Linked DNA regions of Homo sapiens: all the other regions are linked to region 1. The links are chromatin contacts, found by Hi-C or POLR2A ChIA-PET in ENCODE. All regions are on one chromosome and are shown on one strand. The core of a region is the stretch at or near the end of the contact, and the rest is flanking DNA. Distances in the headings are between cores, read along the strand shown.

Region 1 (3,424 bases), core at 777-3,276:
GTTTTTCTGCTCTGGTCATTTGCATTAAGATGAAGAATTTTTTAAAACATTTATAATAAATAGTAGCAATTTCTGAGCAAAAATCTGGGAAACTCAAGCAAAGGAATTTCTGAAAGTATCAGTCTTCTGAATTCTGAGTTTTGAAAATATATTTTGAGGAGAAAAAGACATAGTCTAATTTGATGCCTTCCTTTTAGTGTTTTTGAATCACCTATCCTCAGTGCTGAAATTGTTTTGTATAACTGAGGGTACTGTTGGTTCAAACTATGTTAGTTTACAGTTTGTTGCAAACATTGTAAAATACAGCGACATGTATATTAACTTTTTTCTATTTATCTTTATTATAGAAAATACCTTAGAATGTTCTTGATAGAGTAGCATGGTAACGATGGTGTCACACCCTTGGTGTGAATGGTAGCTTAGTGAGCAACCTAGCTCAAGGATTTGCAAAGTTAGGAAGAAGGACGAGAGAGCCTCTCTCCCCACCCCAATCTAAATATGGAATTTGGTAAATTAGAATACTTTGTAATTTGTAAGACCAAATTCATACTAATTACCCGCGTGAAAGGTGTTTGTTTTTAACAACATTGAAGATAATCAGGAAAGATTTTTTCTTAATGTTTCTCTCGAGCGTAGTACTATAACAAAAACTTAATGCTAAGAAACATTTTATATGCTCCTTTGGATATGCAATTTAATCTAGATTATCTATTTTTCTCCCATGATAACTAATCTGTTTTTAGTATCAGCAGCATTTGGCAAGTTTATTTTTTGGATATAAACTGTGGTTCATCTGTTCACTGTTTCTAGAAAAAAATCATTGCCATAAGAAAAAGTATAAATTAGCAAGAAAGGAGAGTGACTTGATTTGCTTTTGGAAAAAGAAATGCTTAATTAATTATTCTGTATTTGGCCTTATTCGGGCATTAGGAAATCTAGAGATCTAAAGGGTTGAATGACAATAGTGCCCCCGTTTTTAGCAGACCAGCCTTAACTCTGGGTTTGAATCCTAAGGAGATTGCCACAGTGAGACTTAAGGAAATGTTTGGTTGGCAGATGAGCACCAATGACTGCAGCGTGGAGTGACGCACTGCATGGTCTGTTTATTCTCTAATTCCAATATGTCTTTTGCTTCCAGAAGCAAGAAAAGTTTCTTCTCTCCCCTCCTTCCCACCCTTTTTTCAAAGGCACCACAAGTATAGACAGTTGCACTACATCAAATCTTTTTTTGACACTTGTAGAAACCAGTACACTTTTAGATTAGACAGTATCTTCTTTTAATATTTTGATTTGTTTTCCTTTAGTTTGAAAAGTTGTATAATACTTAACTGACTGTAGCAAAGTTTTATATGTGGTAGCATACCTTTAATTTATCCTATTACAAAACTGTTCTGAATTTTCTTTTGGTTTTTAAAAAACAAAACTTGTTGCTTAGAAGCCATGAATTATTTTATTTTACTTCAACTGTCGAAACTTCCTTGTTTTAAAAAATGATCATTTGGGTTCACTCAGGAAATGCATGTCAGGAAACTTGTATTATAAGTTTATTAGTTGTGATGTATCAGTAACTGCTGTTACCCCTTTTTCAAAGAAATGTAATTGATTTTGAAGTTTTCTAGATTGTCACATGCTTTGTGACTAATGCAAGAAAGCAAGTCCTGTGTTGTATTTGTTCTAGTCATTTTTATTCAGGCTATATATTGTAGCTTAATTTTTATTTGCAATTAATTTATTTAAACTAAGTAAATACTTTTCAAAATACATAATTGAATTCGTCTCTGTGAGTTCATTTTTGCATAATCGAGAATGAGAAACCAGAAGTGAAAACTGTGAACAACTCTATTCCACACTCCAAAAATACTCATTTGAAATAGATGAAGAGTTTGCATTTAATGTAACACTTTAAAGTATCTGGTTCTTTTTTAAAAGCATCTCTTACTAATAAAGGAACTTTGTTAGTGGTTGAATAATTGAGGCCTTTTCTAAGTTAAGCCTTGCTAGGGAGTTGGCACCTGTAAGTTGCATGTTAGACTATTTAAATAGTGGCTTCGTAACCATAAAAGTTGCACGTCCTTCCCAAAGTTGCCTGCATTTTCTTCTAACAGGTAAAAACAATCTCTTCTAACAGGGAAAAACCTGGCTCATTTTCTATCAAATTCAAGTTTTAAAAATTCAGGCAATTTAAATGATCAGTTGGGTGTTTGCTGTTCAAGCAGAACTGTTATTTTGTCATGGCCTAATAGAACACTTTTACTTAGTTGTATTAAGGGAATGTCAGTATTCTGGCCAAGGAGGAGAAAAAGTTGTATTTAGGTCTTCTAAATGCATTCTCAAGAAAGATAATCTTTATGGCTTAACTCTTTTATCAAAGTAATCTTTATATTTAAATGCTACTTAATTTGTTCAAGGAATTAAATTTCCCTTTATCTAAAATGTTAGGGTAATGAAGCAAGACATGAAGGGAAGCCATTCAGACATCAGAGTTCTTTTACTAGGTTATCCTCTTGCAACCTTCTTTGCTTACTTCCCTCATGTAAAAGTCTTCTAGTACATGTAAAGCAGGGTAGGAATAAATAATAATGTAAGTATGTAATTACTTCTTCTTTTTTTTTTTTTTTTTGAGACGGAGTCTCACTCTGTCGCCAGGCTGGAGTGCAGTGGCGTGATCTCGGCTCACTGCAAGCTCCACCTTCCGGGTTCACGCCATTCTCCTGCCTCAGCCTCCCAAGTAGCTGGGATAACAAGCGCCCGCCACCATGCCCAGCTAGTTTTTGTATTTTTAGTAGAGACAGGGTTTCACCATGTTGGTCAGGATGCTCTCGATCTCCTGACCTTGTGATCCGCCCACTTTGGCCTCCCAAAGTGCTAGGATTAATTACTTCTAACATTTGAGTGTCCCACTTCACTCTTCCCGTCTGACCCAGACTGAGGGCACTGGTGAAAGTCCACTTATTATGTCTCTAAGGTTATAAGCTCAACATAACTCTAACACTTTGGCCCTTCGTTGCAATGGATCATCTTGTGCTACCACTTCTTTTTTTGTTTAAGACAGGGTCTTGCTCTGTTGCCGAGGCTGGACTGCAGTGGTGCAATCACAGCTCACCACAGCCTCAACCTCCCAGGCTCAAGCAATTCTTCCACCTCTACCTCCTGAGTAGCTGGGACTACAGATACACACCACCATTCCTGGCTAATTTTTTTCATTTTCAGTAGAGACGCCGTCTGACTAGATTTCCCAGGCTGGTCTCAAACTCCTGCTCTTAAGCAATCCTCCTGCCTCAGCCTCCCAAAGTGCTTGGATTACAGGTGTTGAGCCACCACACCCTGCTGTGCTACCACACTTTAGAGACCACTGGTTAATAAACCTATGTTCCATTCCCTTCTCTGTTTTCTCTAAGCACTGCCCTATAGCAAATCAGAACAG
Region 2 (3,676 bases), core at 772-3,271, 170 kb before region 1:
TGGTCACATACCACTAGCACCTTAAGAGGCCTTTCTGCAAACTAGAAGGCAGACCAGTTCCGCAAAGATGCTCCTTCCCATAGCTGACCCAGTCCTGAGCCAGGTGCAGCTCAGCAAGCCAAGCAGGCTAGATCCAGCCCCTGCTCAAGCCCTTCATCCCAGACAAGCCACCATCTCCAGGCACAGCCAATACAAGCGTCAAGTGCCCACTCAGTTCAAAGACCTCTCCTCTCCAAGAAGGGATGTTTCTTAAAAGAAAGAAAAGCTTACTGAGAAGAACTGAATCCATACAATAAACACTACACAGTTTACCAAGAAGGTCACAGCCACCATCTAATCTCAGCATGGTTTGGGTGGTGATGACAGCCCTTCTGAGCTTGAGAACTGCGGCTGGTTGCAGTTCAGGCCATCTCCTTCCCGCCTGGTTCTCCCTCTTGGCTAAGCTCCTTTCTGTATCCCATTCAAGCCATTTTCCCCATTAATTTAGGTGCTACCATGTTTAACAGGAACATCCTTGAATCAGAGGGCACATATAGCTAGCAGAGGGGTGGAATTATTATTGGTGAGTGGGTGGGTAGCTGTCCCCTTCCGCATGTTTCTGTCACACTCTGACAGGGGATCCTGCTGGGATAGAGTGCCTCTTCCAGGCCCAGACCTTTCCAGGAGGGCATCTGACATCACAGCATGCTGGAGCTCTTCCTGCTCCTCCTCTAAATGTTCTCGGGAGCCCACATCATCACTTAGGTCAGGGGGCAAAGTCCAGCTGAGCTCATTAATCATATTAGAGTCACCTTTCCTGCTCAGGGATCAGGAGCAGCAAGAGCTCACAATCTTCTTTCGAGTAGTTTTTTCATAGATTTGAAGGAAGAATGGATCCAAGAGCAAAACAACAGCTTCAATTAAGCCTGGGAGACTAGAAAAGAAGGTCTACTGAGAGTGCAGCTGGGAAAAGCAGGAGAGTTAGCTGGGGTCCTAGCTGATCTCAGCCACACCTCTGTCATGTGTCACGACTGAGCAGCACTGAGAACAAGACCTCAAGGCAGGCAGGTAGAAATGGACCCTCAGACTAAACGTTCAATAGACACTAAATATATTCAATTTACAAAGCGCCCTGCTAACATTTATATGGTGTGCCATGTCTTTCCAGTCCCACTCTGATGGCTACCACCGTGGTCCACAGGAGAATTGTTGAGCAAGTGGAATTTGCCTTCAGTAACTTCCTAGCACCTCTTCTACACACTTCCCTTTAAACTCTATTTTCTCCCATATTCAGATTTAGGTTTTAATTATCTTGTTACTGGATGTGGGGTTTAGTTACCACTTTTGTGACAATATCATATGGTGGCTTTAGATCCCTAATTATTAACTTTTGATAAATAATGAGGTATCTAGAGAACGCTGAAATTTGACAGTATTTTCAGGAGTATATCCCACTCCAGGTTAGACTGTACCTTTGTAGTATTTACTCCCATCAATTCAGCCAAAATTATGTAGGTAAAATATAGCCAAGGTATGTTTATTGATGATATAAGAGTTATTAAAACAATTAATAACAGGTTTATGGTTTTTGAAATGATTATACATAAAACAGCCTTTGATCCTGTGTCAATTCTCTTCAAAATATATTAATAAATATTCTTAGCCAATAGACCTTTGCTCCAAGAGTAGGTTTACACTACCGAAAGCCACTGATGCCACAAAATTACCTAATTTTTACCATCAGCAAGGAAAGGGCTTTTAATTTCCCACAATAGAAATACTAAGAAAAAACTCATTCAATGAATGTTTTGGTTTGGGGACAATTTCACAGGGTGAAGATGGGAGGGCCTTGCCCCAGCATTGACCGTGTGGATTAACCTCCTGTAACTCATACAGTTCACAGACTCCTCTCCTGCACAGACACCCGCAGCACAGCCACTTGCATTTGAAACCCACCAGGTTCCAGGAAAGGCTTGTGACCGACAGGTCAGTGCGCTAAAGCTGTGAGCCAACAACAGGGACTTCCACTTCTGCTTTCCGAGATCAAGCTGTCTCGGGAAAATGCTGACGCGTCTCCACTTCTCTTCCTGTCTCTGTCTTCCTGTTGATCTGTGTGTGCTTTTATAGCTTTATCACTTAACACTTGTTCCACTTCATCCCAAAAGAATAAAGGAGATGAGTAACGAATTCAGACAACCTGCTAGTCCCAATTCAGTTGAACCCCTCTTAAGGCAGCCAAGAGTAAAAATCTCAGATTTTAAAAGATGATGGGCACATTATGAAGTGATTATTCACACTACAAAACAGTTTTTAGAACCCAGAATGATAAAGCTGAAAAGGGATCTTAGAAATCTTTCATTACACTCACCCTCTTTTATAGATGAGACTACTAAGCCCACAGAGGGAAAATGACTCGGCCAATGACCCTCTCATTCTTAACTCATTCTTTGCAGAAAGGGAAGTTTTGCAACCGGAACTCTAAATTTTTAGAGAGATTAAAGTATGATTATTGCCCAGGTGCAGGGGCTCACTCCTGTAATCCCAGCACTTCGGGAGGCCGAGGCAGGCAGATGGCTTAAGCTCAGGAGTTCAAGACCAGCCTGGGCAACATGGCAAAACCTTGTTTCTACATAAAATATAAAAATTATCCGGGCATGGTGGCACACACCTGTAGTCACAGCTACTTGGGAGGCTGAGGTGGGAGGCTCACTTGAGCCCCAGAGGCAGAGGTTGCAGTGCATCAAGATCATACCAGTACACTCCAGCCGGGGCAACAGAGCAAGACCCTGTCTAAAAAAAAAAAAGTATGATTTTATTTAAAACTATTTAAATTAGACACACATTCCTAGGAAAACACTATTACATGTACTGAGGGACAATGGCTTGTGAAATGGAGTATGAATGCATGTGGTACCACATTTATATATGTGGTTCCATACTCTAGAATAACGAAAAACATTCCACATTCACATTTGTTTTAGTATTTCCTATTAACAACTTGTGTTTGGAATAAATACATGTTATTAACAGAATCATCCAGATAGGCAATTAATGAATGTCCTGAGGGTATATAATGACACAAATATATTTGAAAGCCTTGAGAGGAGACAAATTACTAACAAGGTCAGGGCCACTTCATTTGCCCTTGATAGCCTTGTGTGAACACACCCTCAGCCACCTTCTGAACACTCTCCAGGTTCAACTTCTACAACCTGCCTCTGTGATTTATCAGGTAGCAGCTGTGTGAGCAACTAGCCGTGTGCACGTGGGCACACACACGCACCCATACACGATGCTCCTAGGAACAAAACCTGGCACAGAATCTTAACTGAATTCAATAGAAAAAAATGATTTTTTTTTTTTAACTTGGTGCAGGCATCCTTCTGAGGGCCACACTGTCACTCTGGGCTTTTGTCCTGGCTGGCTCCTGATTTTTCAATGCATGCTGAAAACACCACTCCTGCACACATACACCCGGAGGCAGCTTTGGCTTGCTGCCACCTGCCCTCACTGTATTAAGAAATGTGGATCCATTGCTATTATGGAGCCTGAAGCAGAGCCAAGAAGAAATCTCAAAGGACCCACTCCCTAGACATATGTGAATAGAATAAAAATGAGACACAAATGATAGCACGAAGCCTCCAGCACTCTATGGACAAAGTGAGGGGCTGTGTTGCAGGTCAGGAGAAGGTTCTTG
Region 3 (3,499 bases), core at 67-2,566, 240 kb before region 1:
CAAGAGGGAAGAAATAGCTTCCTAAGTGAGGCTTGGGAGGAACAAAGGCCTCATTAGGATCAATCACTTATTCCAAGTACACATTCCCAAGAATCTCTATTGATGATCTCAGATACAAATGAAGTAGTAATTAAGGATGTAATGCAAATGATCTTCAGCTTAGTAACTCTCTGTAATTGAAATTTACTAAATTAAGTCTGAGATTTTTGAAACTAGGCCTTTAAAAAAAAATTCCCCGGTTATAATTACCCCTTCTCCTCCCTCCTACCCACCCTTCAGTAATGTAATTAGTTTAAAATAAGATCCGTGGTAGGGCTGATGATGCGCTGCCTACTGAAATGCTGGCCTCCTATCAGCAATCCCCAGGGAGTGAAGAGAACAGGGGCTCGCATCAGTCAGAAAGGCCACTGTCGTGTTACCAAATATAGGACAAGGAAACCGGACACAGAGCTTGTGATACCGACTGTGCTGGGCGGGAGAGATTTCTCAGCTCTCCCTTCTGTTTCTTTCCCCTCTGCCCACAGACCTGGGATAAGCTATGGACCATTCAGAGAAAGAAGGGAATAGACTGGAGTAGGAGAGGAATTGGAATGTTTAGGGGGTGCTGAGAAGGCCCCTGACAGGAGAGACAGAGGGCTTGGGCAGATCAGAAACCTGGCTGTTTTCTCAGAGGCCAGAGTGCTAAATCTCCATCAGTAATAGCCCTGCGACTCGTCCAAATCCTGTCCTCTGCCACCTGATAGGACCACCCCTGGCCTTAGCTCATTTCTCCTGATATGCCCCAGCAGAGGGCAATGCCCGCTAAGCTCAGCCTGCCCAGAACCCAAGAGGAGCCGTGTGGGCAGAGAAGGGGCCCCAGCAGGCGCTCCAGCCTCCCCGTTCTTTTCCCCAGTTTGGTTTTTGTCCCAAAGTGGGACAAAGAAAGAGGATTGAACATTGTCCTGGGTATGTTTGATCTTCTAGAAGAGCATATTGGCCTATTTCATTTAATTCAGATGAAAAGACCAGCTTGTCTTTGAGATCACACTCTAATTTCATCAGAGCTGTCATGTGAGAACAGAAGAGAAGCTACCCACAGCCTTCCTCCTTCCCTTCCCCACTCCTCCCCTCGCTCACCCCCACCCTCCCAGCCCACGGCTTCCTGAAACTGTTAGATCAACACAGAAACACCTGAAGCCCATTGACCCTCACAAGGCAAAAGCCAAAGGCTGCCAGGGCCATCTTAAGATGCCGCACGAGAACAGCAGCTCCCTGGCAGGCAGCACAGACCTGAAAGAAAATGCGTTCTCCCACTGGCCCCCAGCCTTTGAAAACTGCGTGTGCGCACGCGCCTGCTTTCTGTCATCCATTCACATCACCACTGTTAGAAACTTCCATAAATGCTCAACTGAAGCGCTTCTGTCAGAGACAAGCAGCAGAGTTGTTTCTGGAGAGCACAGCAGGTGTATGTTCCATTCGCAAATCAGATGGAAAACACAGACAATAGCAATCTTGTCTCTGAATAAGCCCTTGCTTAAAAGTTGCCCTTAGCTAATGTGGGCACGTTGACTGTTGGATCTTGGTGCCCAGTGTAGGGCCTGGCACGTGGTAGGTGCTTGATAAATATTAGCTGAGTGAATAAATGAATGACTCACTCTTCTTCAAAAACTTTCAGGAGCTTCTCAGTGGTATGGAAAAATGACATGATTCTAAAATCTGGTATTGGGGATCCTGCAATCAGATGCCTGCCTGCCTTGCCCGCCTGGTCCCATGTTGCCAGGCTGGAGTGCACTGGGCCGATCTCGGCTCACTGCAACCTCTGCCTCCCGGGTTCAAGCGATTCCCCTGCCTCAGCCTCCTGAGTAGCTGGGACTACAGGCACATGCCACCACACTTGGCTAATTTTTTGTATTTTAGTAGAGATGGGGTTTCACCACGTTAGCCAGGATGGTCGCGATCTCCTGACCTTGTGATCCGCCCGCCTCGGCTTCCCAAAGAGCTGGGATTACAGGCGTGAGCCACCACGCCTGGCCAAGACTCTGCCTTTCTAACAAGTTCCCAGACGATGCTGATGGTGCTGGCCCAGGACCACATCTTGCGCATATCACTCACCCTGCATCCCACCAGCTGGTCAAGGTCCTGCTCAGATGCTACCGTTTTTGTCAACAAAACTGGGCACACTAGCAAAAAATGCACCCCCTCCCCGCCCACTCACCTCACTGCTACACCCCTCTGTGCCTGCCAAGACACTTTGTATCTGAGCTATTTGGCTGTGTCTCCCTGACCTCAGGGGCCTAAAGTTCTCATGCCTTTCCCCGTACCCCACAGAATCTCATTTAGTGCAGCCGGGGACACGCTACCAGCTGGGGCAGATTCCGTTCCATTCACTGGGACCTTAAAGAACTTCAGACTCCTTGATGCAGCACTCAGCCCTGGGGGTCCAAAGATGCATGACGCCCAGAGACTGCCCTTGAGATGAACATCTATTTTCTGGGTTATATTCACTGCTCACTGAGCCCACTCTGCTGTCCTTCCAGCTGCTGGCCTGGGGCATGACTGACCTGAGCAGACCACGGGATGTCCTCCCTGATCTAAACCAGTGGGAGGTTCCTCTCACTAATACACATCTCCAAGTTCTCAGCTTGCCTTGCTGTCTTTGAGACTCAGAAGGGAGGTGTTACTTTCGGTGGTAAGCCACAATATGTAACTCATAGAGGGCATGTAAGAGGCAGGTGAAAGATGTTTTGCAGCCTGTTTAAATGTCAGTGACTAAGACCCAGGGGTGCTCTGAGAACATTCTCACTTCTCAGTTGTGGGCACCTAAAAGGTTACTGTCCACCCAGTTCTCCTGCCACGTGGACTTACGGCATCACGGCCTCACATCCTCATGGGACCAATGGCAAATTATGGAACCTCAACTCAGGCTGCTTAAGTAAAATGGGAACTCTTTGCTCACCTCTGTGGCTTGGCCCAAGGTGACTCAGAATTGAAAAAGAAGCTATAGGAATCTGGGATTTAGGAACCATGTCTGGTCTCACACATGCCAGGACTCTCTCTCTGTCTATCCCGTTCTCATCTCTGCATGTCCTTGTATGTGGGCCTAACTCTCTCTTGCTGCATTCAGGAGAAAGGGTACCATGCCCACCAAGGCAGTGTGGAATAGAAGGGGGACTGTTCTCCAAAGGAGATAGGAGTGCTAGACAGACCCAAACCAGACATCCATTCCAAATGGTTAGCAAATGTTAAGTCTTTGTCACAAGTTAGGCACTCTGCTGTTTTACATATATGATCTCATTTAATCCCCAAGCTCACTCTATGAGTCAAGTATGGCATTTGCTGGTCTGACAAATAAAAAGGCATGACACAAATCATACCTCAGTCCCTTCTACCAGCTCCAGTGTTGGCTTTGGGACAGCCAGAAGATATGACCTGGATGGGAGAATGCATTTCCTTTGGAAATAAGCATATTGTCCTAGAAAGGGGGCCTAAAAGCCAATGCTTTAGCTCTGGTTGTCTCTGT

The links. Hi-C counts contacts between places; a loop is a spot of excess contacts on that map. ChIA-PET counts read pairs that join two places held with the same protein, here RNA polymerase II (POLR2A). Pooled maps may share reads with other maps.
Region 2: a pooled map shows a loop between it and region 1 (2.3-fold over the local background). The contact joins two enhancer-like sites. A Hi-C loop is called at or near these places in 3 of 50 pooled maps. POLR2A ChIA-PET finds 5 or more read pairs at or near these places in 2 of 52 experiments (H1 and WTC11).
Region 3: a loop to region 1 is called in a map of B cell, with 3 times the contacts of the local background. The contact joins two enhancer-like sites. A Hi-C loop is called at or near these places in 4 of 168 maps with a recorded cell type or tissue (B cell, GM12878, OCI-LY7 and 1 more), 37 of 37 single-sample maps with no recorded cell type and 17 of 50 pooled maps. POLR2A ChIA-PET finds 5 or more read pairs at or near these places in 16 of 52 experiments (A673, B cell, CD4-positive, alpha-beta T cell and 12 more).

What each region holds. Positions count from the first base shown.
Region 1 is chr2:64,091,198-64,094,621 of GRCh38, reverse strand. It overlaps PELI1 (pellino E3 ubiquitin protein ligase 1), which reads left to right. Exons shown (of 7, transcript NM_020651.4): 7 at 1-1,970. Among named protein-coding and RNA genes, the nearest start is that of PELI1, 52 kb to the left of the region's middle. Within about 2 kb of position 2,026, at least 3 of the 41 ENCODE cell types and tissues checked have a DNase peak (open chromatin) inside an H3K27ac peak, as active enhancers do; they include B cell and GM12878, where a contact is called at or near this core.
Region 2 is chr2:64,259,321-64,262,996 of GRCh38, reverse strand. No RefSeq gene overlaps it. Among named protein-coding and RNA genes, the nearest start is that of LINC00309, 56 kb to the right of the region's middle. RefSeq lists an enhancer at 2,124-2,303. Within about 2 kb of position 2,021, at least 18 of the 41 ENCODE cell types and tissues checked have a DNase peak (open chromatin) inside an H3K27ac peak, as active enhancers do.
Region 3 is chr2:64,325,413-64,328,911 of GRCh38, reverse strand. No RefSeq gene overlaps it. Among named protein-coding and RNA genes, the nearest start is that of MIR4433A, 14 kb to the left of the region's middle. RefSeq lists enhancers at 874-1,033, 2,373-2,482, 3,103-3,152, 3,203-3,312. Within about 2 kb of position 1,316, at least 24 of the 41 ENCODE cell types and tissues checked have a DNase peak (open chromatin) inside an H3K27ac peak, as active enhancers do; they include B cell and GM12878, where a contact is called at or near this core.